Regions from separate parts of the Homo sapiens genome. Here regions 1, 3, 4 and 5 are each linked to region 2. Evidence: chromatin loops called from intact Hi-C (ENCODE). Cell type or tissue: GM12878. All regions are shown on one strand. Each heading gives the region's core, and the rest is flanking DNA. Links, peaks and the distances in the headings are about the cores only.

Region 1 (6,365 bases), core at 415-5,414, 690 kb before region 2:
GCCTCAGCCTCTAGAGTAGCTGGTATTACAAGCACCTGCCACCAAGCCCAGCTCATTTTTGTATTTTTATTAGAGATGGGGTTTCACCATGTTGGCCAGGCTGGTCTTGAATTCCCGACCTCATGATCCGCCTGCCTCGGCCTCCCAAAGTGCTGGGATTATAGGTGTGAGCCACCGTGTCCAGCCAGTTGTTTTCTTTTTTGGGCACTTAGTAAGTTTGTGCTTCCAACCCTCCTTTAAGTTAGGTGTGGCCATATGACTTGTTTTGGACAATAAAATGTAAGCAGAAGAGGTGCACGGGGCTTCTGGGCAGAAGCATTTCACTGCAAGTGCAAGACCCTGCAACATGCACCTTCCCCTGTCTCTAAAAACATGAAAACATTTTGTCAAGATACAGCCTCCGTCAGCCTTAGTCCCTCAGTGAAACTGATGAGTAGAGTCTCCTGTCAACTCAGCCTGGACATCAGCAAAAACATGAACATTTGTGGTGTTTTTGGGGTTCTTTGCTACGGAAGCATCACCTAATTTATATCGACAAATACAGATAACATGATGACAGCATTTATTCTGAACAACTGGAAGATTAGAGTTTTGATTTATTGAGATGGAAAAGGCTGTGGGAGCAAATGGGAGCAAAAGGTTTGAAGGGGGAGGATTAGGAATTTGCTTTTGGACATGCTACGTTTGAACGCATTAGGCATCCACGTGCAGATATTGAGTCAGCAGTTGGGGATGTATGGGTCTGAAGTTCAGAGGAGAGTTCAGGCTGGAAAGAATATATTCGGAGTTGTAAACGTGAGGCCAGGCAGGATCACGAGGAAGTGAGTGTCAGTAGAGAAGAATGTGCATAGCCTTAGGCACTTGAGTGAATAGGCTCAACTGTGTGGAAGTCTGCTGACAGGTCATCTAAGATGAGGACTCTCAACTGACCGTTGGATTTGCAATGTGGACCTGAAGAGTAATTGTGGTGAAGTTGTGAGAATGAAACTGAAGTGGGTTCAAGAAAGAACGAGAGGAGAGAAAGTGGAGTTTGAGTATAAATAACTCTTTTGGAGAGGATTGGTGTAATTGAATGGCAGGGGTATGAGATTTGAGGTCAAGGAAATATTTTTATTATTTTTTACGATGAGAGAAATTGTAGTACACATGTATATTTATGGGAATGACTCAGTAGAAAGACCAAAAATTTCATATGTGAGAGAAGGACCAATTGATGAAGCGATGTTCTTGCGTGGGCGCGAGGATGGGATCGAGTGCACAGCGGAAGGTGGCACTTAGGAACACGCAGCACTCGTCCATGCCAGCAGGAGGCAAGGCAGAATGGTGAGTACAGGCACACGTGTACTGATGTGGTGCTGGGAGTGTGGGTAGAATAGGCGGTTGTTCTGGATGATGGATACGGTTTTTCTCAGCTCTTAAAAATGTATTATTTCAAAATCAAACTTTTCATCATAATCTTGTCTTTAGCTCTTTCCTATTCTTCATCTTGCAGATCTAGATAGTCATTAGGCTCTGTTGATTTCACCTACTGAGTGGGTCTTGTCTGTAATGCCCATCTGGCTCCTTCAGCTCAGTGCGATGGAAGGGCTCTGCTCTGTAGCGACTAGAATTTAAAGCTAGCTGGAATTTATCAGGCATTTGATGGCTACCTGTTTAGGGGCCCTACCAGGGAAGTATTCCAATAAAATTGGGATAATAATATGCTTACCCCATAGGCCCATTTAGAGAATTAAGATAAATATCAGGTGCTAAGCGCTCAGCATTTCCCTGGCACATAGGAGGTTGAGCTGTTGGTATCTTCATCCACCATCACTGCTGTACTTCATGGTGAGCTTTCTATAGAGCAGGTCTCTGCTTTAGAACCTCTGACTCTGCCAGCTACCTGGATCAAATTTGAACTTTTCACCTGTTAAACCAAGGCTTTCACGATCTGGCCCCAAACTCCCTTTTTTGCCCCATGTCCCAGCACTTCTCTTTCATGTTCCTTCTATTTCAGACACAGAACTAGCCCTTCTTCAACCTATATCCTTTCTTTTCAGTTCCACGATTTTACGGAAGATATCTTGTCACTAAGCCTGGCAAAATCCTGCCCATTCTTTAAGATTTAATATATATCACGTTTTCCTGCGGTACTTCCTGGACTTCCCTTCGGACGCCTCTGGTCCCCAGTCTGGCTCCTTCTTAGGCCTGTCCCGTAATTCTAAGCTTGTCTGGCTGTCCTTCCACTATGAGCTCTTTGGGAGCAGGATCTCTGTTTGGTTCCATTCTTTTTGGTGCCTTGAACAGTACCTGGCACCAATAAACACCTTAAGGAATGACCACATTCCTTATTCCCTCCTTTGTATCCACCTCTTTCCTAGCCCTTAGTGTTGCACATTGTTGATGGCCTGTCTTCCCCATCACGCTATTAATGCCCTGGGAAACAAGACATTATCTTTATTTCTCCCCACGTCGCCAGAGCCTAACACACAGTGGCTCCATCTCCGCTCACTGCAACTTCCGCCTCTCGGGTTCAAGCGATTCTTGTGCCTCAGCCTCATCATGAGTAGCTGGGATTACAGGTGTGCGCCACCGTGCCCGGCTAATTTTTGTATTTTTAGTAGAGATGGGGTTTCGCCATGTTGGCCAGGCTGGTCTCCAACTCCTGACCTCAAGTGATCCGCCCGTCTCGGTCTCCCAAAGTGCTGGGATTACAGGCTTGAACCATCGCTCCAGGCCTCGATAAATGTTTAATGAATAAAACGATGAAAGGACCCGTCGCCTCCTAAATGCAGATCTCGAGGGAGCCTCCAGGTGGCGCTCGCCGCTCGGAGAAGCAGGGAGTCGGTGCGCCGCAGCTCCGGCAGGCGTCTGGGAGGTGGTCGCCTCCTCACCTGCCCAGGCGGCCGTCCCCCGGGAGCGGGTGGCGGTGACCTCAGGACTGACGCACTGCCTCCTCCGGGCGGGTGCGCAGCCTGCGTCAGGGGCGCTGTTCTCCCTGTGCTCTTGGACCCCGCAGTTGTTTTAGGAACATTCACTGGAGAGCGAGAAGGGGGCCGCCTTCCGGTGCCCGGTGGGCAACACCTAAGCCGCGGTGTTTACTGGTGAGGGAGTCGGCTGTCTGCTGGCGGCTGTGACAGCTGCAACACGCCACACAAAGATGTTATTTACCTGTCATATTAATGATAGTGTTAGCAAGTGCGTGGCACGTCCAGTACTTTTTTTTTTTTTTGAGACGGAGTCTCGTTCTGTCGCCCAGGCTGGAGTGCAATGGCGCGATCTGGGTTGACAGCAACCCCCGCCTCCCGGGTTCAAGCGATTCTCCTGCCTCAGCCTCTCGAGTAGCTGGGATTACAGGAGCCCATGACGAAGGCCGGCTAATTTTTTGTATTTTTAGTAGAGACGGGGTTTCACCGTGTTGGCCAGGATGGTCTGGATCACCTGACCTAGTGATCCTCCCGCCCCCGCCTCCTAAAGTGCTGTCCAGCACTATTCTAACTGCTATGTACACATTTACTCAAAGGTACATAAGATAATACAAAATAAAAATTTCCATTTTATAATGAGGAAACATAGGGGCAGAGGTTGGATAACTTGGCCGAGATGGTCCATTTAGCAGTAGCAGAGGCATGGTTAGAACCCAGGCGGTCTATACCAGAGCTGGCAGATGCCCCTTTTATGCACCCCTGCCTCCCTCTCAATGTCCAGCAGGGCTACCATCCGTGTTCCAGCTGGCCCGCGCTCAGCCAGCCAGACACCATTTATTAAGCACTTACTATGTGCCAAACACCTTGCTTAGTGTTGGGGATGAGCAGGTAAAGGGGAGAAAGTGTCTCCCTTTCAGAAGCCTCCAGGCTATCAAGGGAGAAAAAAGTGTTGTGGGTGAAAAAGGTGTTGTGGGGGATGGTTGTGCCAAACGGTAATGATGGACAGAGTAACAATGGGCACCCATGGGAGGAGCCGTGGCAAAGGAGATGCTGGCCTTCCCAGACAGCCCACCTGGCCCTTTTCTTGTGTGCCGCTCTTGTTATGGGTTTTTCTGGGGGAGGCATGGGGACACTGGTGCTCTGGCCTCGGTTCTGAGAGCCTGTCCAGGCCCGAGTCCCTCTAGGGCTTGGGCACACCCCACTCCAGTCTTGTCCTTGAATCCCTGCACAGTGGCTGGGACCCTTGTCCTTAGTGCCAACTTCTCTGGTGCTGCCTGCCTGCCTAAATTTCTGAATATCAGGGACTGTGCTCCACTTGCTGCTTGGACACTGCTCCCATCCTCCCACCGGTTCCCATCCTCAGCCTGGTCCCATGATCAACAGCCACAGCTTGCCTGATCTTCCCCTAAACTCTGGTTTTTGTGGCCCCAGACTAGCCAGCTCCCTGTCCTTCTGGTGCAATCACACTTCTACCTCTGCTCCAACTAGTGGTGTCTATGTGTAAGACCCCCAGATCCCAGACTCTTTCCTTTTCCTCTGATACATCAGTCCCCTGCTGACTCCACCCATCCTAGATGCCTTCTCGGTTGATCACTTGAACCACTTTCTTGCTGGCCCCTCAATTTTCTGTCTCCTTGTAAACACTTGCTCTAGAAACCCCCTCCTTTCTCCACTTCTTCACCTGGGGTGCTCAGGGATGCTGAGCTGGAATTCCCAGAGCTGGCAGGTTGGTGCTGGGCAGTTTTGGAAACATGATTTTCAGGCCCCAGTGTAAAAACATGTGGGGCCAGGCACAGTGACTCACATCTATAATCCCAGCACTTTGAGAGGCAACTCAGGAAGACCACTTGAGACCATGAGTTTGAGACCAGCCTGGGCAACATAGCCAGACCCTGTCTCTGCCAAAAATTAAAAAAAAATTAGCCAGACATGGTGGTGCGTGCCTGTAGCCCCAGCTACTAGGGAGGCTGGGGTGGGAGGATGGCTTGAGCCCAAAAGGTTGAGGTTGCAGTGAGCTATGATTGCATCACTGCACTCTCACCTGGGTGACAGAGTGAAACCCTGTCCGTAAACAACATACTTTTTATTGTCTGTAAAAAACAAACAAACAAATAAATAAAATAAACACATGGGGCCCTTGTTCAAAAATTTTAAGAATTTCAAGATGACAACAGTAGACAGCAGTTAAACCAAGTTCAGGGCCCTTCTACTCATGGAGCCTGTGTGACTGCATGGGTTATAGCCCCCTGAAGTGCTGGGCCAATGCCCCCACCTTCTCAGAGCTTCCAGGGCTATCTGATTACTCTGAAGTCTCAGACCTGTGGTCTCTCCTGTCTTCTCAAGTGGCCTGCCACCACGGTTGTCCTTAGCTATCCCATCCCATCCCATCCCATCCCATCCCATCCCATCCCATCCCAGTCTCAGACAACATTCCCTGCAGCCTCACTTGCATTCACCCAGGCTTTCTAGAGTGGAGGAGAAAGCCTGGAGTTCCCAACAGTGGGAAAGCTACCTGGACCAGGTGGTGTGGTTGACAATGACTGAGAATCTGTCTTCAGGGATCCCTGCAGAGGCTGGTGTCCTCAACTGTACAGGGATTGGATCTAGATGTCAAGGGAGAAGACGGAAGGTAGAGAAGGAACCAACAAGCAGGCTCCTTCCCATTCTGACTAACTGGGCACTTTCCACAACTTCCTGAATCTAATTCTCTAGGGGCCTTTTATTTTTCCTGTTTCATAATTGTAGAGATGAGGAAACAGGCTCAAAAAGGTTAAGCAGCTTGCGAGCCCACACAGCTAGTAACTGGTGGCAGCAGGCCTTAAGGCTAGGTTGGTGTGAGGGCAAAATCCTACCCTTTCCTCCTTGAATCTCGCTTTCCTAAGGGGCAGAGCTAGGCCTTGACAGTTATTCCCTAATCAAATCTAACTTCCTTTCCTGCCCCCTCTCCCCTGCCACCATCACAATGATTGCCTCATGAGGAAATTTAATCTCATCCTCAGAACCTGCCAAGTTGAGCACTTCTGCTCGCTGATGATAAAAAGAATACCCAACTCTCAGGAAGAAAAAGTCATTTGGCTGTTCTCTGACAGTCCCTCCTCATCTGAACCTCACCTTTCCAGAGTGGGAGAGAATTTTGTCCCTCTCTGCTCCCCACTTGCCCCTGGCCCCGGTTATCTCTGGGCATCTCTCTTTTTCTTCTCTTTTCCTTTTCTTTCCTTTTTTTTTTTTTTTTTTTTTTTTTGGAGACGGAGTCTTGCCCTGTTACCCAGGCTGGAGTGCAAAGGCATGATCTCTGCTTATTGCAACCTTTGCCTCCCGGGTTCAAACGATTCTCCTGCCTCAGCCTCCCAAGTAGCTGGGATTACAGGCACCTGCCAGTTAATTTTTGTATTTTTAGTAGAGATGGGGTTTCACCATGTTGGCCAGGCTGGTCTCAAACTCCTGACCTTGTGATCGGCC
Region 2 (6,365 bases), core at 566-5,565:
TGAAGGTGGGCTGCCTTCCCCCACCTGAGCCCTTCTCTCTGTTTTTTGCTGGGGTCACGTAGGGAGTCAGATCACAACAAGCTTCAAAATGTGTTTTTGGTTAATAATACTGGCCCCAGACTCTTGCCTGGTATGAAGGTTTAGCAGAGAAACTCAGGCTCCCATTGCCACCCACAGCCTGGTCCCCAGGCAGAAGCAAGCCGTGGGCTCTGCCTTGCCAGTTGGGAGCATCGTATCCAAGCTTTGGTGCTTCAGCAGTAAACAAGCAGTTAGCAACTGCTCTGCAAGCTATCCAAGCGTGACATGCTGAGGTTTCTATGACTTATCCTCTAGTGCCTCCCCCACTGTCTGTCATTCCCACCACACAGGAATCCTGACTCTTCTGACCTGTGGGCATTCATTAGGACTGTGGCCAGTTGTTCCTCCTGATGCCCTAGTGCCTAGCTCAGTGTCTGACCCACAGTAAATGCTCAATCTTTATTTACTGGATGGGTGGATAGATGGACAAAGGTACAGGAGACTCTTTGGACTAAGCTTTCTCCAGTATGTGATTCAACCTAGCAGAAGAGAGGGCGTTACCAAGAGGAGCTTCTAGGAACTGAGTCAGTCATTGAGTTGCTGCAGGCATGCATTCTTGCCATGTGGACCCTGGATTCTTTCTCATTCTTTCTGGGCTAAAGGTTGGCTTCCAAGTTCCTTTCCACTAGTGCGCCCTCCTGGCGGCTCTTTACAGCCAACTTCACACAAAGGAGGTTTAAACAGCATCTGGCAAGTCTCCCTGGAATTCACAACCAGCTTGCTCCACCCCAAAAATCTACCAAATACTTCAGACAGAACTCAGAGTGGAGGCCCTGCATTTAAAAATGGATCTCTTTTCCTGAGGCATCCACACCTCCTTCTTTTTAGAAAGCACAAGCTCATATTGAAACAGCCATCCCAGAAAAATGTGTGGAGGGGAAAAACAAAACAAAGCAGAACAAACTACAAAACAACAACCACAAAAATATTTGGAGGTCTCCCTGTCCTTGTGTTCCAGAAAGTTCGATATATGGGGATTGCAGTGGGAAGAGCAGTTGCCAGCATTGTGGAGAGACTTCTAGAGACACAGGGGACTTGAGAGTGGGAAATGGCAAGAAAAGTGCCCTGAGCCCCGGCCCAACTTGGCTCTTAAAGAGAACCCCACCATTCATTAACTGGCCCTAAAACCTGCTAAGTGAAAAAGTAAAATAAATGAGCTCATTAAATCCGGAAGGAGGGAAGACCTGGAGGCTTAACCAAGGAAATTCCCAACACCCACTTAGAAAAACAAGGGGGTTTTAGGCTCAGTTAGATTCATGGCCAGGAGTGGGGGCTGGCCCCCAAACAAGGAGGTTGAGTCATGCTGAACCACCATGCAGAGCTCGGCCATTTCCAGCTCTGCAAACAGGAGCCTGGATAGGGAGCTGCTGCTGCTTGTAGTGTGGCGGGGATGGTCAGTGTGGTTTACCAACTCAAGTGGTCCACATCCTTAGTCAAACTCATGGGGAAATCAGTTGAGAAATATAGTGGGAAGTTCCAGGAGCATGCAAAGTTCTTGAGAGAATTATGACTTCAACCCAGACTGCGGTAACTGCCTGTAACAAATACAGCCTGAGATTCGGCTTAATAAAGACTGTTCATCATGTACCATCCATTCCTCCCCGATTTATCACTCACTTCCTGAGGACCATCTATGTGCTGGCGCCATGCTAGATGCTGCCCTTTCAGGCCTAACTTGTTAGTATTGCTCCCATCGACCAGTCCAAGTTCCTATTCATGGTCCCTGCTTCACCCATGACCATAGCCCTCTTTGGTTGTGGGGTTCTGCAGATTCCCTTCAGATCTCCTTGTTCTTGAATGAGTGGAACTCTGATGATTCCTGGCATCTGCTCTCGTCTTGGGTAAAAGATTCCCCTCCAGGTGTGGCAGCCCCAGGCCTACACAAACAATGACTGTACCTAGAATAATACCTGCTGTACTGATGCATGGGCAAGAACAATGGGAATGCTGAGGAGAGAGTGCCTAACCCCATGTGTGTGTTTGCTGGGAGGCATCAGGGGAAGAAAGCCTTGTCCAGAAAAGGTGGCTTGTCAGACTTTCTGCAGGGGGATCAGCGTGAGAGGATGAAGGCACGGAAATGTCACGAGGACAGCCAGATGAACAAGAAACCCACCCACTGCCAAGGAAAACATATGGTCAGGTTTACTCTGTGCCCTTTGCTCCTACCCACTGATTCTCTTTCCCCAGGGGCTGCACGTCAGATCCATTTTCATGACTGACATATTCAAAGTTATCATTTGTCGAAACTTGAAATCTCACAAGGAAATCTCCTATCTGGTGAGATCCATTCCCAACTACCTTCTCTTTGCCTTCCTCTTCCAACATGGACACCATTCTCAGAGGCAACATTTAATTGTGAGAAGAGAATGAGTTTTAGAGTCTCAAGATCTTGAATCCCAGCTCGGCTAATAACTAGCTGTGTGACATTGGACTAGTTACTTAACCTCTCTGAGCCACGTTTTCCTCGTGTGTAAAATAGGTATAATAATATTTTCCAAATGGTGTGGTCATGAGGATTAGAAATAACAGATATAAAGTGCTCCTCAAAATGCTTTGCATATAGCTTATGTCCAAGGACGGCAGATCATGTTATCTGATTGTGAGCTGGATTGTCTCACCCTAAGAACCCTCTGCTCCCTTCAGTGACTGGCTGCTACTCAGCGAAGGAGGGATGTGGCTTAGTGCCTGTCATGACAGCTGGGACTCTCTGTGACTTCCATCTCTGATGCAAAAACACTGGGTTCTCCACTCTGCATCTCCATGGAGTTTACCCTTTGCTCTTAGAAGCTTTAAAAACTAATTGTCATGCATGAACAAGCTCTTGGAATCCAAAGTCACTTCCTTAACAGTCAGAAAGGTCAGCCTCCTACACGGCTTTCAAATGTGCTCCCAGAGGTCTACTCTGAAGGTCAGGGCTACCGACTGTTCTAGATTTCAAAGCATGTTAGACACATTGTTACTCTCTCTAAGGCAAGTGACTTACAAGAGGGGTGCTTGCAAAAGATTTAAAAATTAAATCTGTAGTCCCCTTTCCTGGTAAGAATAGCGCCAGCTTCTTTGGCTTGTAGACCAGAGGGAAAACCAGCCTGGCTTCCATGAGGGGTGCTAACCTGGGGGAGAGGAGAAGGGGCGGGGAGGAGGTCGAGCACCCTGGGATCCCCTAAGAGGTCACTGACGGTATTTTTCTCAGACGTCTAGATGGATAGCAAGTAGCTCTGTTGTCCAGGAAGGGGAGGGGGTAACAGGACCCTTTGTGTTTTGAGTTGAAAACAAAGGATCCCTGGGATTCATGGGAGCCTGCGCTGCCCTGGGGCTCCTGGGACGAGCTGGCACCTGGAAGGCGGCTGTGAAAGAAAACTGGCGGCAGAACTCAGCTGAGCTGCAACCTCGTGAGCTCAAGTGGGGGGTCACCCCTGGCTGAGGTTACCACTGAGGGAATGGGGTCATCCTCCCTAGAGAACCTCGGCGGCTGTGCGGGGATACGGACAAAAGCCGCTTTGTGGAAGACTGTGGGACCGTCCAACGGCGCCACCGTGTGGCGGCGCCGGGCAGCGGCAGACAGCGCATCCCGGTTCTCACACACACCTGGACCTTCTAAGACAGGTGAGTCTCGAGGAGATGCTGGTTTTCTGATCACTACTTGCTATGCAATTTGGAAAAATGAGAGAGATTTGCTCACATTTTCACTCCAAGTGTGTGGAGCAGCTGAATTTAGTCCCAGGCAGTAGTAGCCCCACGCTAAAAATTGATGACTTAAAGACAATTCAAATAGAATGAAATAAAGACTGCTTGAACATTAGGGATGTCCAGGCCCTGGGATGTTTCCAGGCTCCTGATTCAAAGAACAAGTGTCGTGTGAGCAAATGAGTGAACGAGGAAAGGAGTGAGTGAATTGAGACTTTCTGAATTGCCATCGGGAACCCTGTTAGGGTTTTCATTCCCACTGCAGATCTGTTAGACAGGACTTTCCCTGCCTCCACCAAGGCACAGGTATGTTCGAGTGTGAGACGGCTCAAAATATGTACAATTCACAAAAAAATTTCCAGGAACAGCTTAAACAATACTTGAACACTGTCCCCTACTTGAGAACATAGAAGGATCTGTATAAGCATCCATAGAGGAGGGAAGGGAGGGGAGCTGTGAGAGGTTCTTTGGAGTGCACTGTTGCCAAGTCCCCACTTCCCTTTGGAGGAGTGTGGAGGGAATGCCTCCTTCACTCAAGCCTAGTGAGGGGGCTTCCTTGGGAGCAGTAAGCGGCCTTGCACTGTGTTCCCACAGGCTGGGGACACAGAAAATGCGTGTCTGACTCACATTGAGATGACTGAGAGAGTCTGTGCAACGGGATAGACAATACTTCTCTGGAACTGGGCTGCACTCCCAGAATTCTTCAGAACAGGGGTGTGTGTTTCCCAGACCACGAAGAGGTGGGAAAGCCAGATGGTGCAGTTGCAAGACCTGCCTAAGAGCACAGCCTGGGGAGTTGAGGGGCCCCCAACAGTGAGATTCAGTGCTGAATGGGCCATCATTGAATCAGGGGTTTAGGAGTAGAGGAAGAAGACATCCAGAAGGCTGAACGCACTGCCCACATCACAGAGCTGTGGTCAGAGGCACCGGCAGGGAGCCTCTAAAGAGCCCAGGAATGCACCACTGGAGAAGAAGCCAGCTTCAGATATCGGCCTTGCAAGCAGGCTCCATCAGACACAGGTCCCCACTGCAAGAGACCCTGCCCTTGTTCCCTAATGACCTTGCCTCCAGCCTCATTGCCAACCTTCTTTAGCAAGTTTGGGGAACATGAGCTGAGAACGAGATAAGCTGACCATTGTGTCTTCTCAGAAAGCAGGGTTTTCCATGCCTTCTCTCCAGCTGGAAGGAGGGGACGAGACTGAATGGTAATTTAGGTTCCCAATTAAGAGACAGGGTCCTGTTCTGTCACCGAGTGGTGTAATCATAGCTCACTAAAGCCTTGAACTCTTGGGCTCAAAGGATTCTTCCACGTCAGCCTCTCCAGTAGCTAGCACTACAAGTGCATGCCACTGCGCCTGACTAAATTATTATTACTTTGCAGAAAGGGGTTTCATCATCTTGCCCAGGCTGGTCTCAAACTCCTGGACTCAAGCAATCCTCCCACGTTGACCTCCCAGAGTGCTGGAATTACAGGTTCAGCCAGGTTCTGAGTTCTTACTATTACACAAACTAGTCTTTTATAGACTATTTGCAACTAAGTAACTGCAATATTGTTACAACCTGATTGTGAGCAGAAAAGCCAAGAGTCCAGGGCAAATACATTTTGAAAGGACAGTAGGAGGCCAAAACTAAAGATGGGTTTTGATTAGGACACACTTGCGTTTGTTCAACATTCAGGTTGTGGTATGTACAACAAATCTTTATCTGGAATTTTGTCTGTGCTGAGGCTTTGAAGGACAGAAGAGGAGAAGGAGAAGATAGATCCCCTACTTTACCACCACCGTCCTCCAACCATCTCCCACCACCATCCTCCAACCATCTCCCACCACCATCCTCCAGTCATCTCCCACCACCATCCTCCAACCATCTCCCACCACCATCCTCCATCATCTCCCACCATCACCCTCCAACCATCCCCCACCACCATCCTCCAACCATCTCCTACCACCATCCTCCAACCATCTCCCACCACCATCCTCCATCATCTCCCACCATCACCCTCCAACCATCTCCCACCATCTCCCACCACCATCCTCCAACCATCTCCCACCACCATCCTCCATCATCTCCCACCATCACCCTCCAACCATCTCCCACCATCACCCTCCAACCATCTCCCACCACCATCCTCCAACCATTTCCCACCACCATCCTCCATCATCTCCCACCATCACCCTCCAACCATCTCCCACCATCACCCTCCAACCATCTCCCACCACCATCCTTCAACCATCTCCCACCACCATCCTCCAACCATCTCCCACTACCACCCTCCAATAATCTCCAACCACCATCCTCCATCATGTCCCACCATCACCCTCCAACCATCTCCCATCACCATCCTCCAACCATCTCCCACCACCATCCTCCAACCATCTCCCACCACCATCCTCCAACCATCTTCGTGGTACCAGCCCCTCTCCAGTGCCTCATGTCTCCCCTCTGCTCACAGCCTGCCCTGCCTCTGTAGCCTCTCTAGCATCCATTCCTCTCTGACTTAGCTCCTTCATCCTCCCTACTGCTGCTGGGACAGATCAATCAGTAATCACCATCATCTGAAGTCCGTCTTCCCTCCCACCTCTCATCCTGTCCCTGCACAGAGT
Region 3 (6,365 bases), core at 439-5,438, 300 kb before region 2:
AGGGAATTAATGTTTTCATGCCTAACACAATATCCATTTCACAGCCCATGGATGAAGGAATGATTTAGACTTTCAAATCTATTATTTAAGAAATACATTTTGTAAGACTGTAGATGCCATAGATAATGATTCCTCTGATGGATCTAGGCAAAGCAAATGGAAAACCTTCCGGAAAAATATTATAATTTTTTTTTTTTTGAGACAGAGTCTCTTGCTCTGTCACCCAGGCTGGAGTGCAGTGGCACAATCTTGGTTCACTGAAACCTCCGTCTCCCAGGTTCAAGCGATTCTCCTGCCTCAGCCTCCTGAGTAGTTGGGACTACAGGCATGAGCCACCTCACCCAGCAAATTTTTGTGTTTTTAGAAGAAATGGGATTTCACATGTTGGCCAGGCTGGTTTTGAACTCCTGACCTCAAGTGATCCGTCCTCCTCAGCCTCCAAAAGTGCTGGGATTACAGGCATGAGCCACGCACACAGCCAGGAATTTATAATTCTTGATGCCATTTAAAATATCTGTAATTCATAAGAGGAGGTCAAAATGTTAACATTAATAGGAGTTTAGAAGTTAATTTCAACCGTCATGGATGACTTGGAGAAGTTCAAGACTTCAGTGGAGGAAGTCACTGCAGATATGGAATAAATAGAAAGAGAACTAGAATTAGAAATGGAGCCTGAAGATGTGACTGAATTGCTGCAATCTCATGATAAAACTTGAATGGATAAGGAGTCGCTTCTTATGAATGACCAAAGAAAGTGGTTTCTTGAGATGGAATGTATTACTGGGGAAGATGCTATGCACGTTGTTGAAATGACAACAAAGGATTTAGAATAGTACATAAAACCCTTAGTTGAAAAAGCATTGGCACAGTTTGAGAGAATTTACTCCAATTTTGAAAGGAGTTCTAGTGTGGGTAAAATGCTATCAAACAGCATCACATGCTACAGATAAATCTTTTGCAAAAGGAAGAGTCCATTGATACAACAAATTTCATTGTTGTCTTCTTTTAGAAAAAGGCTACAGCCACCCTAGCCTTCAGCAACCACCACCCTGATTAGTCAGCAGCCATAAACATCCATTAGCAAAAAGAGTATGACTCACTGAAGATTCAGATGATTATTAGCATTTTTTAGCAATAAAAAATTTAATTATGGTACATACATTTTTCTAGATATAATGCTATTGCACATTTAAGGGTTTAGTGTAAACATAACTTTTACATGTACTAGAAAACAAAAACATTTATGTGACTCACTTTACTGTGATATTTGCATTATAGCACTGGTCTGGAACTAAATCTACAGTATCTCTGAGGAAGTATATCTGTATTTTTATCAAAGCAACTGTTTCTCCAGATGAAATTAGAAAGCACAATTTATGAAATTCTGAATGAATTGGAATAGTAAACTCCTAGAGCTTTGTACATTCCCAAGAGAGGTTCCCATTTTCAGTGAAACAAGGTGGGGAGCCCCGAGGCCCGCAAAGGCTCATGACCAGCAGTAGACGTGCAGTGAATTGGTGTGGGCTGGCTAGACATCTGAAAGTCCTCCAACATGAAGGCTGGCCAGGTCTCAGGATCAGATGAGAGGCTTAGAAGCCAGGTATTCAGTTGTAAATCAAGACCATACACATCCCTCCATTATCTGGCATTATGTAATGGAGGGACCAAGATACCACTGGGGTAAAGGAGGACCAGGAAAAACACCCAAACTTTGACCGAGATTATTTGAAAGCAAGCAGAAGGAGAATAAGAAAAATTAAGAAATATGTGTCAATAAGATCGGAATAGTGGTTTCCCTCCGGAAGAGTGAATAATTTAATCGGGGGAACACATGGGTCTTCAAATGCATGCATAGCATTATACATCTTAAGTCAGATAGATGGTAGGTACCTCCTTGAGTGTCCAGAAGATTCAATAATACAGTTCTTAGGAGACATGTGTTACTCTTCTGGGCTGAAGAGATAAGCTGTGAAGGACTATCAGATGTAAGAAGGGTGGAGCGACTTCTTCACAAAAGGAAACTAAACTCAATTTTTCGCAAAAAAACGAAACTAAACTTTAAGACAAAATTAGTGCCCCAAGAGGGTGATGAGTAATGGTGGAGCCATCTGTAAACATCGGTAGAGGTTGCTGGAAGCAGGGAATAGACTGCTTTCAAATAGCAGGTTAGAAGTTTTCTGTCCTCAGGCTGCAGAGGCAGCAGCTCCCACTGTCACCAAGAACTCTGCTCTGGGGTTGGTGGTACATGAAGTCTCAAAATTATCTGTTCCCATAAGCTTGGGTGTGTGTGTGTCCTTCTGTGTGTTCTCTGCCATTCCACAGGCTGTGTGTGTGTGTGTGTGTGTGTGTGTGTGTTGTTGTTGCTGTTGTGTGTGGTGGGGGGGTGGGTCAGAGGGAATTCAGAGGGGGCTCAGAGGCTCCAAAATAAATAAGTGGATGAATGTCTAGTTGCCCCCTTCACCCCCGAGGTGGAAGACAGATTCTTTTAGTATCCTCCTTGCTCTATCTTTAGCAATAAAAAAAATTAATTATGCTGCATACATTTTTCTTAGATATAATGCTGTTGCATATTTAAGAGACTAGAGTTTAGTGTAAGCATAACTTTTATATGTACCAGAAAACAAAAACATTTATGTGACTCACTTTACTGTGACCATTACGGCAGTGGTCTGGAACTAAATCAACAGTATCTCTGAGGAAGTATACCTGTATTTTAATCAAAGCAACTGTTTCTCCAAATGAAACTGGAAAGCACAATTCATGAAATTCTGGTTGAATTGGAATAGCAACCTCCCAGAGCTCTGCACATTCCCAAGAGAGGTTCTCGTTTTCAGTGAGGCAGGGTGGGGTGTCCCGGGGCCTGCAGAGGCTTATGTCCTTGTTCCAGCCAAGGGAGAGAAACACAGTAGAGAACTGGACATTTGGCTGTGCTCTGGCCAAAGGTGGTGAAAATGAGCAAGAGTCCTGATCCATAGCTAACTGGGATGCCCTCGTTCCAAGCAGCACTGCTACAGTTTCTCAGGTGCATCTCACCCAAGGACACAGTCAGGCATCAGGGACCAGGGGGCAGAGTGATCTGGCCAATAGCAGGTGTGCAGGAGGCAGCAGCCTGCAGTATCCGGGGACAGCCACAGGGGTTCCCTGTATGGCCAGTGTGAAAGGCAGGAGGAGGATGTGAAACTGCTCATAGGAACACAGCCCTCTCACTGATTGCTGAGGCCAGGTGGTGGAGGGTGATAATATAAGATCATGCCCTAGAAAAGACCAGGAAACCACATGCATCAATATAACCTTTGTCTATTTCTCCCAACACATGTCTGAGCAACATACTGAGTTTAATTTAGTGTTGCATCGAAAGGAAGGAAAATACGACCTATACATGTAGATTCAAAGGGACCTTTGCTAAAATTATTACGAGATGAAGACTAGTGTCTTTTATACCGCTTGGTACTAACTCTATGAATGAGTACATTAAGAGGAATTAAAATGGCATGTCTGAATAGAACTAAAATTAGGGGAAGAGTTAATTTATGCATCATTTTTTACTAAACAATGAAATCTAAACATGTTATTTATGCTCAGTCATGAATAAAATGCAGCTTTCAATTTCTCCGTTATTGAAGGATGATTATTTCCACAGGCTTATTTAATACTTGTCTGACATCATTTAGTATAATATAATTACCTGAAATGAAATTTCATTTAAAGAAATTAATGGGGTCATGACCCCACACAATATTTTGTAGCCAAGATGCACTTTTTATTGAGAAAAATAAGATTCTTACAGTGTGAACCACCAATGTGAACCACATCTGTCCTGTTGTATCTTCACGATACACATTGACATTAGCATCCTTGTAGGGTAGCAGCATTTTGTGAAGGTGCACCAAAATGACACTTTTTTCCAAGCTTGTTGTTGAAGAAGTGAAAAACTAAATTGTTCCCAGCATTGGGGTTTGATTGTAAACAAGTCACACCCTAGACGGTGAGACAAATTGGATCGAAGTGGAAGAAGACACCCGCTTTCAGGACCCCTCATGGTAAGGGACAGTCCTAGGGCTGTGTAGGCCATCTGCGGAAATTCCATCAAGCCACAGAAGACATATGCTTACCCGGGAGAAAGGCCAAGGTTGAGTGAACTATATGCCAAACAGAAGGGATGAGGCAAGGGTGTGGATGGCAGAAGCAGTGGGATTTGGTGGTTAAGGTAGGCAGCTCAGGATATAAATTCACAGACACTAAGCCCATGGTGGCTGTTCCTCTTATGTGTGGCCTGGGGTATCTTGCTAGAACAGGAGCTGGATTGAGTAGAAACTTTTGTCCCAGGGAGTTGGCTAATGTCCACAGTTCCGGCAGCTAAATGGCAGATCAAGAAATGAACATCTCTTACAACCTCCTCCTGGTGTGCCTTTCTCTACTACAGAGGCTGGAAAACTGAAAACTATATATCCCAGACTTCCTTGCACCAAGATAACCAGAGGCACTTGTGTGAGACCTGAATGTAGAACCAAGTTCTGCAAGGAGGGAAGTGGCAAAATGCGAGGCATCTATTTTGTGGATGTGGCTCTAGCCAGCATGTGATGGCTTTGGAACCAGCTCCCCGTGGGGCAGCTTCTTGACCCCCAGTTAGACATGGAGTGATGTGAGATCCTGGAGCCAAAAGGGGTACAGTAGCTTCCTCATCCACCAACATTCTAATTATAGAAAAAGTCGCTATACTTTTAGTCAGTTTTGTTCCAAAAGTCATTTCCAGAGACCAGCCTAGACTCTGCTTCTCTAACTCTTCCACAAACTTGGAAGTGCCTAATTTCCTATACTAAATCCCGTTCTATTTATAGTCAAGGGGACCCTGACTACTACCAGAGCCCTCCCATTTGACCAGTTATTCTGGTTAGCCTTTCTGGTGCTTGGAAGCCAAAATCAATACTTCCTAAATCAGAAATATATGTTGAAATGTTAATAGTTTGTTTTTCTCTGCTCCACACTCTACCTTACCTCCCTTTTCAGGCATCAAGGATAACACTATTTTCAAATGACACCCAGAGGAAGCCAACACATAGACAACAAAGGGTCATTTTCTTGGCTTTGGGGTTCTTAAAAAGACTTGCAAATCTTTGAGAGCACAGTCTTGAAGGCCAGTACACTACTGATTTACAAAAGCTTGGTGCATGGGAGATAAATAATTTTCATTTTGAATTCTTAAAAAATGGCTTGGCTCAGAAGGAACAAGGATAAAGACTGGAGAACCAATAGTATAGAGTTTATACCATAAAATAAAGAGTTTGAAAAAAAAAGTATGATGTCATAAAGTTTTTCTTATTTAAATGAAGTAAGAGTTCAAAAACTGTCAGCAGGAAAGGAAAGCTAGAGGGGAATTAATGAGAACCTGGATACCTCCTAGATCCCCAAGAAAGTTTTCAGTGCTCCTGCCTCAAGTTTCAGGAGCTGCATATATGATGGGAACCCAAGATATGTTTTTAGAACAATCATGAGAACAGAAGATGTGTCTTGTGGTCCATTTGTCAGAGAGTAACCCAGGAGATGCAAGCCTCACCCAACATTGCTCCTGAATGGTAGAGTGGCAATGTCATTGGATGTTGGGGTAGATGTGCTTGGGAGCAGCTTCACACAATCAGCACTGCTCAGCAAAGGGAATTTATTGAGAAGCTAATGAGGCTTAAGTTCAGGGCTTCTCACAAAGCCTGGGGATGGGCCCAGCTATTTGTTCACAAAGCGCAAATCTCAGGTGCAATCAGTGGAGACAACTGTTTCTCTCTTCTTCACCTGCCTCTCCATCCATCTTCCCTTCATGTGGGGTGGCATTGGAGTGGCCGTAAAGCATTTGGGATCTGTGTAAAAGAAACCTGTGTTCAGGATACATCCCAGTTGAGTATGTTGTGATACATTTATGTGGCTTGCAGGTGCTTCTTGTATCACTAATCCAGTGTAGGAAGAGCCTCCAGGAATACTACTACTTTAAACTGTGCCAAATTGTCTGGAGTCATGAGAGGGGGACGAAGAGTCAAAGGTCATATGGTAATATAAATATGTACCATGGTGCTCAGAACTACTGGAAATACCTGGGTAGAGAAGGAGAAACAATGTCTGTACTGATACTACCAACAGAGAGTATATCTCTGTGTGAAGACATATGTTTTATCAATTAAGACAGAGGAAAGACTTATTTTCTTTCTAGTCCATTAAAAATATATATTCTAAAATGTTGTCATGTAAGTGGCAATTGAAAAATATGCAAAAAATATCAGACAAAAGAATCACCAAGTGACCTAAGACAGTTAATCAATAAAATTATTTTTCTAGATTGTAATGTTTGTTGTATGTCAGCTTTTGACATGTTAATCCAA
Region 4 (6,365 bases), core at 468-5,467, 560 kb before region 2:
TCTCTGCCAATCATGTTTCTTCAGTGTGCCTCAGTTTCTCTGGTTGTTAAATAGGAAGAATTAACCTTTACTTAAAGGCGTGCTGCTAGACTTAACCTAAAAAAAGTGTAGGTGGGTCATGAAACTCTTAGAAATAAGGGTGAATGTGTCAGTTAGACTAACAGAGACCCTTTGGACAAGTTGAAGAGAATGTCTTTCCCCAAATTTCTAGTACCTGAGTGTCTAATTCACAGAAGGCACCTTACAGGCTGAGGACTGATGGATATAAAGATGGTAACAAGCATTTTATTCCTCTCCCGCCTCCTTCCCCATCCAGAGGCTGGTGGTGCTCTGGATGACAGACTGTGCTGCAGCCACTATGTGTCCCTGCCTGCTTTTGGGAGCCCTCTGCACCCCATGGTGAATTCCCTAATGCTGACCACCATTCTGGATGGGCTCTGCCTTCTCTTACTTCTCTGACATTGGCTTCTGCCATCTGCAGGATGGCTCTCCCCAACCCCTTTGACTAAGTGAGGGCAGGAATCAGGCCTCTGGGGTCACAATTCCTTTTTGCCTTACCTTGTCCTGCTGGAACTGCTGGAAGAAAATGGGTAAAGCTGCTCAGATCGTAAGATGGAATGGGAAAAAGACAGTGAGAGATCAGAGAGGGCGAATGTGCTCTGTGGGGGGATGAAATTCTCTTTCTGCATGCATAGCCCGCTGTGTACTGGATCCATAGAGCAGAGTGAATAAACTCACAGGCCATGGCCTGGAGCCTGGATCCAGCTTGCAGACCTGCCTTACATGCATTAACCACAGAAGTTTTTAATTCCCCCACTAGCTGCCAGTATTTATGAATCAGAAGACTTTGGACAATAATATGGATTTCTGGTTCCCTTTGGAAAAGAAAAAAAGAAAATCAGTCCACTCCGGGCTCCCATTCCTGGATGGTGATAATCAGCCAGGCTGAGTTGTGTGATGATAAGTTAGCTGCAGTCCCCACTTGTCCCTCTTGTCTCACAGCTGGGTTTACTCATTTAGGATGGCCGCTTGGCCACTGTGTATGTAGATGGTCTTGTGGCCCCTGGAGAGCTCATGGGGTTGGGATCCTCACCTGTCATTGAGGCAGCAGTAGATGATGGGGTTGTACATGGTGGAGCTCATGGCCAGCCACATGATGGCCAGGTAGACCTGCTGGATAAACTTCTTCAGGTAGAGATCTGGGTTGATGTAGGGCAGGAGGAAGAAGATGTGGAAGGGCAGCCAGCAGATGGCGAAGGTGCACACCACGACAATCATCATTTTGACCACCTGGCAAGAGGGTGAGACAGGTGAGACCACCAGCACATCCCCCTCTCTCACGGCTGCTTCCTCTCTCCTCCCACGCCCTCACTGTGCACAGTATGGGATGAAGCGAGAAGTATTTAAAAGACGCCCCTTCAAGGAGGAGAAAGGATCTTTACTATATGGTGCTACAAGACTTCGGTTATGTCAGCTGTTCTCAGAGTGTGGTCCCAAAACCAGCATCATCACCATCCCCTCAGAGCTTGTTAGAAATGCAAATTCTTGGACCCTATTTCAGACTTACTAAATCAGAAACTCTGGGGATAGGACCCCAAATTCTGAGTGTGACAAACCCTTCAGATGATTCTGATGCATACTCACATTTGGGGACTACTGTGTTACATTATTCTTCATGACTGGAGGAACACAGGGAGACAAATTAATGAGCAAAGGTGAAAGGGTGTTCAGGAGGAAAAGGCCTGGAACAGCAGGCTGGGTGGGCGGGCACAGCAGAAGGGGTGGGACAAGGGGAGATGCAGTGAGCTAGGGCAAGCTGCTTGGTTTTGAGACTGAAGGGGAGGGAAGGAGAAGGGAAAAGATTTGACTAGCTGCAGTCAGAGAGTGCCAGATGTTTAAAAGCGATTTAAAAGGTTTTGTGAATACTGGATACTATGATCTGAATGTTTGTGTCACTTCAAATTTATATGTTGAAATCCTAACCCCTAAGGTGATGGTATTAGGAGGTGGCCTTTGGGAACTAATTAGGTCTTCAGGTCACAGCCCTCATCAATTAAATTAGTGCCCTTATAAAATAGGCCTGAGAAAGACCCCTTGCCCCTTCCACCATCTGAGGACTTAGAAAGTGCCATCCATGAACCAGGAAGCAGGCCCTCCTGAAACACCAAATCCGTCTGTGCTTTGATCTTGGGCCTTTCAGCCACTAGAGCTGTGAGAAATCAATTTCTATTTTTTATAAGCTCCCAGTCAAAGGCATTTTGTTACATCAGCCCAAATGGACTAAGACACCATGCGATGTAACCCCTTCCCAAGGCATCTTTAGCAAAGAACTCTACAGCATTCATACAATGCTATGCAGAGAAGTACCAACAGAGAATACTAAGCAAAGAAGTACCAAAGAAAAAAAAAAGGAATGAGAAAGCTCTTTATATACTGATTTTCAAAAATCTTGTCAATTTTAAGTGAAATAAGTGAGAACAGTGTGTATTTACTATTTGTGTAAAAAAGAAGAGAAAATAATATATATTTACTTATTTATAAGTGCCAATAGCTAGAAGGGTTAAGAAACAGATAACAATGGTTACCATTGTATGCATATCTGTGTGTGTGTGTGCGTGTGTGTGTGCAAGCTTGGGACCTGGGTAGATGACAGATCTAGAAGGGAGAGAGGCTTTCCATGATAAGAATTAAATTTTTTTAAATGTTTCGTTTTGAACTAATTGAAGGCCCTCGAGAAGTTGCAAAGGTGGTGCAAAGCAGTTCCAGGTAGTCTTCACCTAGCCTCCTCCAATGATATCATCTTACATAACCATACCACATTATCAAAACCAGGACACTGACCATTCATCAAACTACTGACTATATTTGGGTTTTTGCCAGTTTTTACATGCACTGTTTTTTTTGGTGTATAGATTTATGAAATTTCATCACAGGTATAGATGAAAACACCACCACAGTCAGGATACAGAGCTGCTCCATCACTGCAAAGAAACTCACTCACGCTCTCGCTTTGTAGGCCACTCCTCCCAAGCCCCCTCAAACACTGACTCCTGGAAACCCCTGATCCGTTCTTCATCACTATAATTTTGTTCCTTTGAATGCCTTTTGATGTTTGAACCACGTGAATGTATTATCTTGTCAAACTTTAAGAAGAGGACCAAATCACTCTTCACTGATCTTTTATTTAAGTGTGCGTGTGTGTGTGTGTGTTTTAATGGATCAAGAGGTTGCAATTACTCTTTAAGAGCAAGCGAAGTGGCTCATGCCTGTCCAGCCAGATCTGGGTTCCAAAGACACTGAAGAAAGATTCCTCTCCTCCTCTCTGTTGCTCCCCATACCTGGGGATATTTTGTGCTAGCTGCCTCTGGGGCTCACAAGTGTGCCATCCCTTCTCGACAGCCTGTTGTCTGTGCCAGGGTGGGTTAGTTCTGCCTGTCCCCTGCTCACCTTGCGCTTGGCAGAGACTTGCTCGTGGTAGCGGTCAGAGGAGTCCCCGGGGATCTCACTGGCCCATAGTGTGATTCCCACTACGGTGTATGCATAGCCAATCACCAGCAGGGGGAGGAAGTAGATCAGCACAGTCACACAGATGTGGTACCTACAGCAAGGTAAACAGGAAAGGTCAGTATGATATACTTATTATTTTAGGTTTTTAATTTTTGTTATTGTTATTGCAGTCAAGGTTTGGCAGCTACCTTTCTCAGCATATGCCATTAATAAGCTTGGGCTGTAAAGCCCACTCCAGGGAGACTTGTCACCTGCATAGGGTGGATAGGTAATACTAATGAATACACTACAGAAAACAATTTATGTTTTTCTTGTGGACTTTTTCCATAATGAATACTCCTGTTCAGATTAAAAAAAAAGAAAACATTGATGACAGGGCACTGAATCTGTTGTATACCCATAGCGATTTCAGTTGATGATCAGTTCAATATCACTTGCCCCACACCACCCCCCAAAACAAGAATGCAAACTCAGGCTACATTAATAGAAGTATAGTCTCTGAATGAAGGAAGTAATTATACCACTCAATTCATACCCGCCAGACTACACTTATGCTCAACTTAGTGCAGGGTTGTAGACCAACTAGTACGTTCAGTTGAGAACTACCATGATGGTTGATAAGGCCCAGTTTATGCTATGTGATAAGTGAATTTATCGGTATCAGAATAATTAGCCTGAATGAGAGAGATAAGAGTAATCCTAGAACTAGAATTAGTGGGTGGGTGAAAGCCACATAGCATAAGCCATTTCTAAGACTGGGCTTTAAGAATATATCTTCAGATAGAAGCTGCCTGGGTCCCTGAATTACCCATTGGAGGACAGGTGCCAACTGACTCACGTTTGACTGGGACATGAGCAAGAAATAAACCTTTGTGGTGTTAAGCCACTGAGATATTGAGGTTTGTTACAGCAGCACAATTTATCCTTTTCTGTTAAAGGGAAGGCTCCTTTTCAGACTTAAATAAGGTTTTTGAATTTTGGGAAAATATATTTTTCTTGGGGGTTTGGGGGTCCTTGGTTTGTCTGGTTAGTTACAGCCCTTTTCTTAGATGTGAGTATAATGGAGATACTCAGAATTCCTAATAATAATAATAATAATACTAGGAAGAACAGCTAATGTTTGGGGGCACTTACTCTAGGTCACTGTGCTAATAATAATGCTAATGATAGTATTAATAGCAGAAATGGTAGTTAAATTTGAGTGTTGATGAAAAGCACAAAGCCAAGCATTTTACTAGCATTATCTTATTTAATCCTTAAGCAAATGATTGGGTAGGTACTATGAATCCCATTTTGTAGACGAGGAAACCACATTTAGAATTTAATTAATTTTCCCAAATTCACAGCTGGTAAAGGGAGGAGCTGAGATTAGAATCCAGGTCTGTGATGTCAGAAAACCAGCCTTTTGTCAATGGAGAAAAGCCACCCAATGATTTTTTTCTTCCCCTCTGTTTACCATTCATGATTATTTTATGCAATGATTTTCTTCCAATGAGGAAAACCCACTTATTCACTCAATTTCTCCTTTGTAGATACTGTTTGCTTTTAATCACTTCTTTGTAAAGCCCCACAGTTTTTGCTACTTATTCAGTCCCTCTGCATATCAAATTTGCATTTGAAGATACTCAAAGACTGCTTAAGTGACAAATCACAGATTGCACCAAGCAGGGTGTGAGTGCATGTGTTCTGTGCAGACAGGCTGCTCCAGTCTCACCTGGCTTTCAAAGCCCTCTGAATTGTCGCCTCCTTTGGGAGCCTCAGGGCTCTCCAACCACTATGGCAGGGACAGCATATTGTGTTTCCTAGCTGATCTCAGTCCCTCCTGGTTGCTGTAATGGCATTGCTTGTAAGCAAAATGTTTGGAGACTACAGGGGCAGGGAGAACTTGAAAACCTCCAAATTGCACTGACTTCTCCTACCTGAAAGAACAGCCCTGCCTCATGCAGACTAATAGTTTGTGACCAAAACATGTTAGCTGAGCTTTGCCGAGACATTGCTACAGGGCACTGAGCAAGATTGGGTCTGAGTGTGATGGGAGGGACACTATGGTCAACTCGCCGATACTCCTTACCCTGGACCAGTGGCCCTCAAACTCGAGTGGGCTTCAGTATCACCTGGAGGGCTTCGACAACCCCACAGGGCTGGGTCCCACCCAGAGTTTCAGACTCAGCAGGGCTGGGGTGGGCCTGAGAATTTGCATTTCTAACAAGTTCTCAAGAGATGCCGATGTTGCTGTTTGTGGTTCAGACTTTGAGAAACATTGTCTTAGGCCAACGGTTCTCAACCGCAAATGTAAAAGAGAATCACCAGGGAAACTTTTAAAATGATCAGTGCCCAAAGGTATTCATTCAATTGACTTGAGGTTGGGAGCAGGAAATTACATTTTAGAAACTTCCCCCAAGTTACTGTAATAGACATCTAGCACTGAGAACTGTTTCAGACCTTAGGTATGCAAGTCTATTGGGACTCCATTGTTGTCCGTGATTTAATGACTTTATTCAAGTGTGTATTAACTGTGTTTTCTGGTTCTGTATCTGATACTTTGGCATCTGGGTCCCTGCAGCTCAGGGAGGGACTGTTTCAGGCAGAGCTAATTCCTTTGGAAAACAAACAACTTTCCACTTGGATGCCTTTCATATGCAAACTAACCGAAACAAAGCCCATACTTCCACTTGCTTGCTTTCTTGGGCTCTTACAGGGTAGGACACTATTTTCCCGCCCTAATCACCCAACGGCAGGCATCAGACAACTAGGGGCAGCTCCTACACCCCGGAGCCTGCCGAAGTTATTCAAACCAGCCAATCTTAAACCTGTTTACCCGGCCTTGCCTGCTCCTTCCTGAGAAAACCCCAATAAAG
Region 5 (6,365 bases), core at 760-5,759, 410 kb before region 2:
TATTTTTAAAGACTTGATTCAAAGGTTGTCTGTTAAAAATTCAAGGAATATACAAACAGCTGATTTAATATTTCCTCTAAGTCTGCATTTCCATGCTGGAGAAAAGGGAGATAACTTACAGGGAGAGGACTTAAAGCCCCCTTTCTTTCCAATACATTCTTGGGAGAGAATGGATGACCACACATGCAGGAAATATATTCATTGGAAGGCCTGAGGGGGTGAGTTTATAGTGTGCTCACCAGGCTGAGCAAGAAAAAATAGAAGGAGCACTTGGCAGACATGGAGACAGAGACCTGAAGTCTCATCCCTAATTCTACCTTGAACTCTAATCTTAGGAATGCCATTGGTAACCTCCCTGGGCTGTATCTGCATGTTGGAAACATGGTGACATTCCCTGTCGCTGTCATTTCCTAAAGCTCTGGCATCCGAGACCTTTTGGTCTCACTGAGCAGGTATCACAGAGGGTCGGGGCTCTGCGGTGGTTTACCTAGAGAAAAACAACAACGGAGCTGAAATCTGGCTCCCTGCCCAATCCACTGTGCGGACTCTGACTCTCATCCCCACCCCTAACCTTCTAAGTTCCAGAGGAAAGATCAGGGCTGCAGAACATGTTTCTGTGTAAGCCAAAAGAGAGAGCTGTCTGCTGGTGCTCCATCAGCTACTGAATGCTCCAGCTCACACTGACTGACAGGTCTTCCTAGAGCTTGTGCAAAGCCCCAGTGCAGAAAAAGCAAACAAACAAACAAAACCCCCCAAAAAACTTGCCCTCTAATTTAGGGGGCATCAAGAGAGTGTTTGTAAGGCTGAACTGGCATCAGGTTTCACTACCCTGATATTCACTTATATATCATGCTATCGACTTTTTTAAGTTTAAGGAAGCTGTTATGAGATTAAAGGAGCATGTCAATGCAGAAAGATTTACAGGTGTACCTCACTTTCAGCAAACTGAATATCTGAAAACCAGTGTAGTACAAAAGATAAATTTGCAAAATAATTCATTTCACTCCCACTTTGAGTAATTGGTTTACCATCTACATTTAAAATACAAACTGATTTTCCACAATTTGTTTTACATAAAACATAGTAAGCACATAGGAGCTGCATATAGAGAGATGTACAGGGAACTAACAAATCAGTATTTGGACACCACTGCAAAGGATGGAAATGAAGATTTCCCTGATTTTAAAAGTGTTCATTGACTACAGGAGCTAAAAAAGACTTCTAATAATTTGCAAGTTATAAACAATCTTTATGCAAAGAGGGTTAGTAGTTTGGAATTTTTTTTGAAGTTTTCTCCTAGCTCCTTCTTTGGGTTTCTCACATTCAGTTATCTCAGGAAGGACATCAAAAGACTCCATTTTAAAATCACAGTGGTAGGTGTTTTAAGCATACTTTCACATCCCAGGTAAACATTTAACACCTGTGCACACATAGACATACACATTGGAGACCTAAGATACTCACAAAGGAGACAATACCAACAGAGCTGTGCTCCAATAATCAATTTTCCATCATGCTACCTGAAGAGCCATTCATTCCAGAATACCATCCCCAGTGTTTGAAATGCCAACCTTTTCACTTTCAGTCAGCTTTGGGAACCCTAACCTGTTGGTTGCCGGAACAGAAGAGCTCTCAAATGCCTTTGCCAAGCATGTTTCTCTGTGGATAGAGACAGGCTAAATACATACATTTTACATTGCAGGAGAAATTTAGAACACCTCTTGGGTAAGCTTCCTGGATCCCTATCCGTGGAGTTTCTTAAGGATAGCATAACTGTCTCTCATTCCTGAATGAGAATTCCTAGCATTACAGAGTAAACTGCATTAGAATTCTGAGTATCTTATGATACTGATGAAATGCTCTTTCACATCCAAAACAAACAAACAAACAAACACAAACCAACGAACCAACCAACCAAACAACAACAACAACTACAACAACAAACTGGAGAGTTGCAGTGGGAGCAGAAAGTCCCAGAATCCTCTAGGTGTACTTAAAACAGGAAGGCAACAAGAGGCTGTCTGACAGAAAAACAGGCCTGGAGGAATTTACAAAGCCCCTTCCAGGGTCTAGTCCTTTGACCAAACCCTAGGTATTGTTTGCAGCCTGCAAGGGTAAAGGGGAGAAGGAATATATGGAAAGGAGCAAAGCAGAAGTTGAAAGTGTCAGGAAGATGAGTGGAGAAGAGATGAAGAAAGGGGAGTTAAATGAAGAAAAGGGGGATGTGTGTTGAAAGGAAGAGAGAGAGTGATGGGTAAAAAAGAGGAAAAAAAGTTGAAATACATAAGATGAAGTTCCCCATCAACAAATGACTCAGTTGATCAGTAAAAAAACCCTCAGAGTGGCCAATCTTCCACTTGACCCATACCCCACCCAGTTCCAAACCTCACAGCAATGCCGTGGTCCTCTATGAGCACTTTCTCGCCTTTTCACAAAGGCTAATCTCACCTATCAAAGGCCACAGCCGTCATGGAGTAGATACTGGCGAAGACAGCGGCGATGGGAAAGAAGTTGTGGAACTTGCAGTAGAACAGGCCGTAGTACCATTCGTTGTGGACAGCATAGGTGAAGTTCACCACTGTATTGAATGCAGCCATGGAGGCCTCCGCGAAGGCCAGGTTCACCAGAAAATAGTTCGTCACTGTCCTCATTCTTTTGTGGGCTAAGATGATCCACATCACTACCACGTTGCCCACCACAGAGGTCACCACAATGACCGTGTAGGCAGCTGCCCAAAGGACAATTTGCCAGGCTGGTTGCACGAACTGATTGGGTTCCGAGGTGTTAGTGGAGATGTTTGGGGAGAGGTCTGAGTCCACCGGGAGGACGTTATCCATTTCGAAGCTAGGCGGTAAAGCCCTACTATCTGTACACAACCCCCCTCTGCAGCAGAGTCCTGTGGCTGGCGCCTGGGGCTCAGGGTCCTTCTAAAGCCAGACAGGAGGGTGGAAGGCTTTTTCTGGGCAGCACTCTTTTTGAAAGCTGAACTGGCGCTCAGAATATAAACGCTTCTGGATGCACTGCCCGCCTGCCCGCGGTGGCTCTGAATTCCTCCACTTTCAAGCTTCAGGAGACGTTTGAGTTCAGAAGTCTGGAGACAGCATCTCTCTTGCGGTAAACTGAAAAAGGGAAAGAAATTCCACCGGTCACAGTTCTAGGAAGCAAGAGATCCCCCGCATTTATGCACCTGCTGCTGCCTGCAACTCCTATTTCTCCTTCCTCCGCAGGGAAAGGCAAAGCCCTGTGCTGCGTGAGGACTTAGGAGCGAAGTGGGGGCCCATTGCAGCGCGACCTGTAAAAGTTCTGAGCCTATGGCCAGGATTCTGGAGCTTCGTATCCAGCTGGAGATTTTTCCTTCTCTTTTGCTGCCGCTGCCGCCGCCTGCAGTTTCGCGGGCACCTCTCGGTTCGGGTTGCTCAGCTCGCGAGTTAGCTGCGCACGAGGCTTTTATAACCCCCTGCAGAGACGTCACTGGGAAGGGGCAGTACCTGGGCTGCGTACTCGCCAGTCCCGGTGCGCAGCGCGGCAGCTGCGCCAGCTGTTGACAACTGTCTCATTCCACCGCCGCAGCTACCACGCCTTTTGCTGCTTGCTACTTGCCGTGGGAGTCTGCGAGCCGGGAGCCCCACGCACTCCGCGAGGGGGCAGTAGGTGGCTTGGAAGTAACTGACACAGATGCGGTCCGCAGCTGGAATCGTCGTTGCACGAGGGGTGCTGGGAGGAAGGAAGGATTTGGGAAACAGCTGGAGTGGAGGACAATCAACTTCCAGGGAATGAAGCCCAGAGCCCTGAGACAGCTCTGCAGAGGCGGCTTGCCTGTGGCAATGGGAAACGGTCATGTGTGGGGGCGATGTGCCAGCGCCGCGCTCCGGGCCGCGCTCCAGCTACCGAGAAGCCAGAGGCGACGACTCCCTGGTCCAGGTGTCCCGAAAACAACTTTCCTGAGGCTGTGTTTAGGAAACACCCCCACAAAATATCTAGCTCAGTTACCTGGCTAGCTGATTCACCTGGGAAGTGACAGTCTCTAAGCTTTGAGGACACTTTCCTCAGCCACCCTGGTGACTTGGCCCCTCGTTCCAGGAGAAGCTCCATTTGAGCCCTCCACCTGACCCCTCTGGATGAGCCTCTGCTCAATCACTGGGGACAGGGCTGAGCTCCCTGCGAATCTTGGTGAGCGCAGGAGCCACACTCATAGGCAGCTTGTCGCTCAGACGCGCGGCTCTGGGCTCTCCGCCAGCAATCACTGCGGCGCTGCGTTTGCCTCCCGGGGACCTGGCAGCCTCCGCCTCCGCGCCTGCCAAGCCTGCAGGCCAGAGCCGGGCTCGGGGTGGCATCGGTGGTCCTTCTCCCTGTTCCCCTTCCAGGTTTGCATAGGGGCTGGAGGACAGGTCAGCCAGCCTTCTCTGCCCGCCTCCATCCTGCCCTGCCGTCTTCTGACTTTGAGGCCTCGTATCCCAGTCCAAGACCATTTCAAACGGTAGAACTGGTGCCAGACACTTGGAGGAGGCAGGGCAAAGACTCGCCAGTCCGTATAAACCCTTTTGGAGAAGCCAAGATGGGATGAGCTCCGCAGCACGTTCCCGCCAGACTGCTGCAGGCAGAGTTCCGCGGAAAACTGAACCCCGGGAGTCCTCAGGGGCCCATCTACCCCGGTGCACCGCCCCCTCCTTTCACTGCGGGGACTCGGAGCTGTGGGACTGGAGCGCGCACCGGCAGACTTGCGCGCAGGTTGGAGTTGGCGCACACCCGCGCCAGCCGGGGAGCGGCGTTTACGCACTGGTACCGCGAGCGCTCAAAGCATCTCTCGGGAAGTGCTTTAAGGCTGGGAAATTTACTATACACTTATGCCGGGCAAAAATTGGATCCCACGCCGGGGAGGAGAATCTGCTGTTTCACTCTGTATTTTTTCGGAGCCTGGGATTTTAGCGTATATAGGAACCGCACATTGCTTTGCCAGGTTCTCCTAGGCACCCGTAAACACACTGCATAGAAAACTCTAGAGATGCTTTCAAGAGAACAGCGTCCCTTTATTTAGAGCGGCTGCACAAGAGGTCTTCTTTGTGGAAGGGAATGCCTCCTCCACCTTGGATCTCTGCTTGAGGCTTCCACCATCTCAAAGAGCTGACAGAGAGAGGGAGGAAAAGGGAGAGGGAAGGGGATGCGGAGGGTGGGGGAGGGGGGAGGGGAAACTTCTCTATCTTTAATTTTCCTTCCAAGCTGTTTAAAGTTATCTTTTCTTTTTTCTCCCTGTCCATTAGAGCCAGGCTGACGTTTTCAAAAGGAACTTTATTCAGTGGTTAAGGGAGAAAAAGAAAGCTAATCGAATAAAATCTAAATATGTAATAAGAGCTAAATATAAAATAAATATGAAATAGCTAAAAAGTAAACATTAATCCATTTATCCTCCATTAGTACAGCAAGTTGATATTTTGAAGCAGGTACTGTGCTGGGCACTGGGGCTGGGGGGTGAACAAGCACTTACAGTATGGAGGAAGACAAACAAGAAGCAATGAACCATACAAAATGGGCGGTATTATGATGACCAAAGGTACTAAGCCCTGAGTGAGGAGAGAAGAGGGAGGCCACCTAACCTAAACAATGAGGGGTATCCGTACAGATGGAAGAAAATCTCATCCATGAAGAAGCCTGAAGAATGAGTTAGGATGGGAAGAGGTTGAGGGTGGAAAAAAGGCGAATATTTCAGGCTGAAGTTTTATAAATCAAACCTTGTCACTCTGCTTAAAGTCCCATAATGACTGCCCACCTATGAGCCTGCAGGTCAGAGCGGGGCCCTGGGTGGCATCAGGGGTTCTTCTCCCTGCTCACCTTCCAGGTTTGCATAGGGACTGGAGCGCAGGTCAGCCCGCCTTCTCTCCCTGCCTCCATCCTGCCTAGCCCTCGGCTAACTTTGAGGCTTTGTATGCCAGTCCAAAGCCACCTCAAATGGTGGAACTGGTGCCAGGCACTGGGACACCTACGTTCCTTACCCTGGCCTTCAACTCTGATGTGTTGATGAGTCTGACTTGGGGTTGTTTTTCTTTCTACTCCGGGATTTTCATGGCTGGTAGCCATATCTTAGGAATCCTTATGACTTGCTAAAGCTAGTTTCTCTTCTTAAAAAGAAAAAGCATATTCATGATGGGTTCACCATTGAGGAAAAAAAAAAGCCTCAGCTATACAGTAGCAGAAGTTGTTTTTGGTTCATACCTATGATATGAGGAGACACTTTATCTAGCATCACCCATCTATAAAGTAATGAATTTTCCCCCTACAGCTTTGCACAAATATATAGATAAAATTCTATACATGCTATTTCCCTCCAAGAGCTGATATTCTTGTTTTCTTATCCTTTTTCCCCCTTCGTT

What was found. A loop is a pair of places that touch in the nucleus more often than their neighbours do. Peaks named below come from ENCODE experiments on the same cell type or tissue, not always from the same donor. Only the 100,000 strongest peaks of a DNase experiment are listed, where the experiment ranks them.
Region 1: a loop joins it to region 2, with 5 times the contacts of the local background. A loop is called at or near these places in 43 of 110 quality-filtered maps.
Region 3: a loop joins it to region 2, with 2.7 times the contacts of the local background. A loop is called at or near these places in 2 of 110 quality-filtered maps.
Region 4: a loop joins it to region 2, with 9 times the contacts of the local background. A loop is called at or near these places in 15 of 110 quality-filtered maps.
Region 5: it touches region 2 in a loop (5-fold over the local background); 5 of 110 quality-filtered maps call a loop at or near these places.

What each region holds. Positions count from the first base shown.
Region 1 is chr2:74,917,137-74,923,501 of GRCh38, forward strand. The region is part of intron 1 of LINC01291 (long intergenic non-protein coding RNA 1291); the gene reads left to right. LOC105374809 (a long non-coding RNA gene) reads right to left here. Exons shown (of 5, transcript NR_187884.1): 5 at 1,090-3,150. Among named protein-coding and RNA genes, the nearest start is that of LINC01291, 11 kb to the left of the region's middle. In GM12878, for the core only: a CTCF peak has its summit at 2,796 (motif pointing right); no DNase peak of the experiment used is centred there.
Region 2 is chr2:75,605,661-75,612,025 of GRCh38, forward strand. It overlaps LOC124906026 (a long non-coding RNA gene), which reads left to right and starts at 3,004. Exons shown (of 3, transcript XR_007087115.1): 1 at 3,004-3,681. In GM12878, for the core only: a CTCF peak has its summit at 3,620 (motif pointing left); a DNase peak (open chromatin) is centred at 3,616; H3K4me3 peaks cover 242 bases.
Region 3 is chr2:75,309,018-75,315,382 of GRCh38, forward strand. No RefSeq gene overlaps it. Among named protein-coding and RNA genes, the nearest start is that of TACR1, 110 kb to the left of the region's middle. RefSeq lists an enhancer at 2,961-3,030. In GM12878, for the core only: a CTCF peak has its summit at 3,130; a DNase peak (open chromatin) is centred at 3,164.
Region 4 is chr2:75,050,158-75,056,522 of GRCh38, forward strand. TACR1 (tachykinin receptor 1) reads right to left here. Exons shown (of 5, transcript NM_001058.4): 3 at 3,448-3,598; 4 at 1,094-1,290. Among named protein-coding and RNA genes, the nearest start is that of MIR5000, 37 kb to the right of the region's middle. RefSeq lists a silencer at 3,551-3,630. In GM12878, for the core only: CTCF peaks have their summits at 1,256 (motif pointing right) and 3,556 (motif pointing right); a DNase peak (open chromatin) is centred at 3,564; H3K27ac peaks cover 591 bases.
Region 5 is chr2:75,196,098-75,202,462 of GRCh38, forward strand. TACR1 (tachykinin receptor 1) reads right to left here and starts at 3,423. Exons shown (of 5, transcript NM_001058.4): 1 at 2,449-3,423. The coding sequence starts at 2,837. All of the region lies in intron 2 of TACR1-AS1 (TACR1 antisense RNA 1), which reads left to right. In GM12878, for the core only: a CTCF peak has its summit at 3,634 (motif pointing right); a DNase peak (open chromatin) is centred at 3,584; H3K4me3 peaks cover 2,073 bases; H3K27me3 peaks cover 1,056 bases.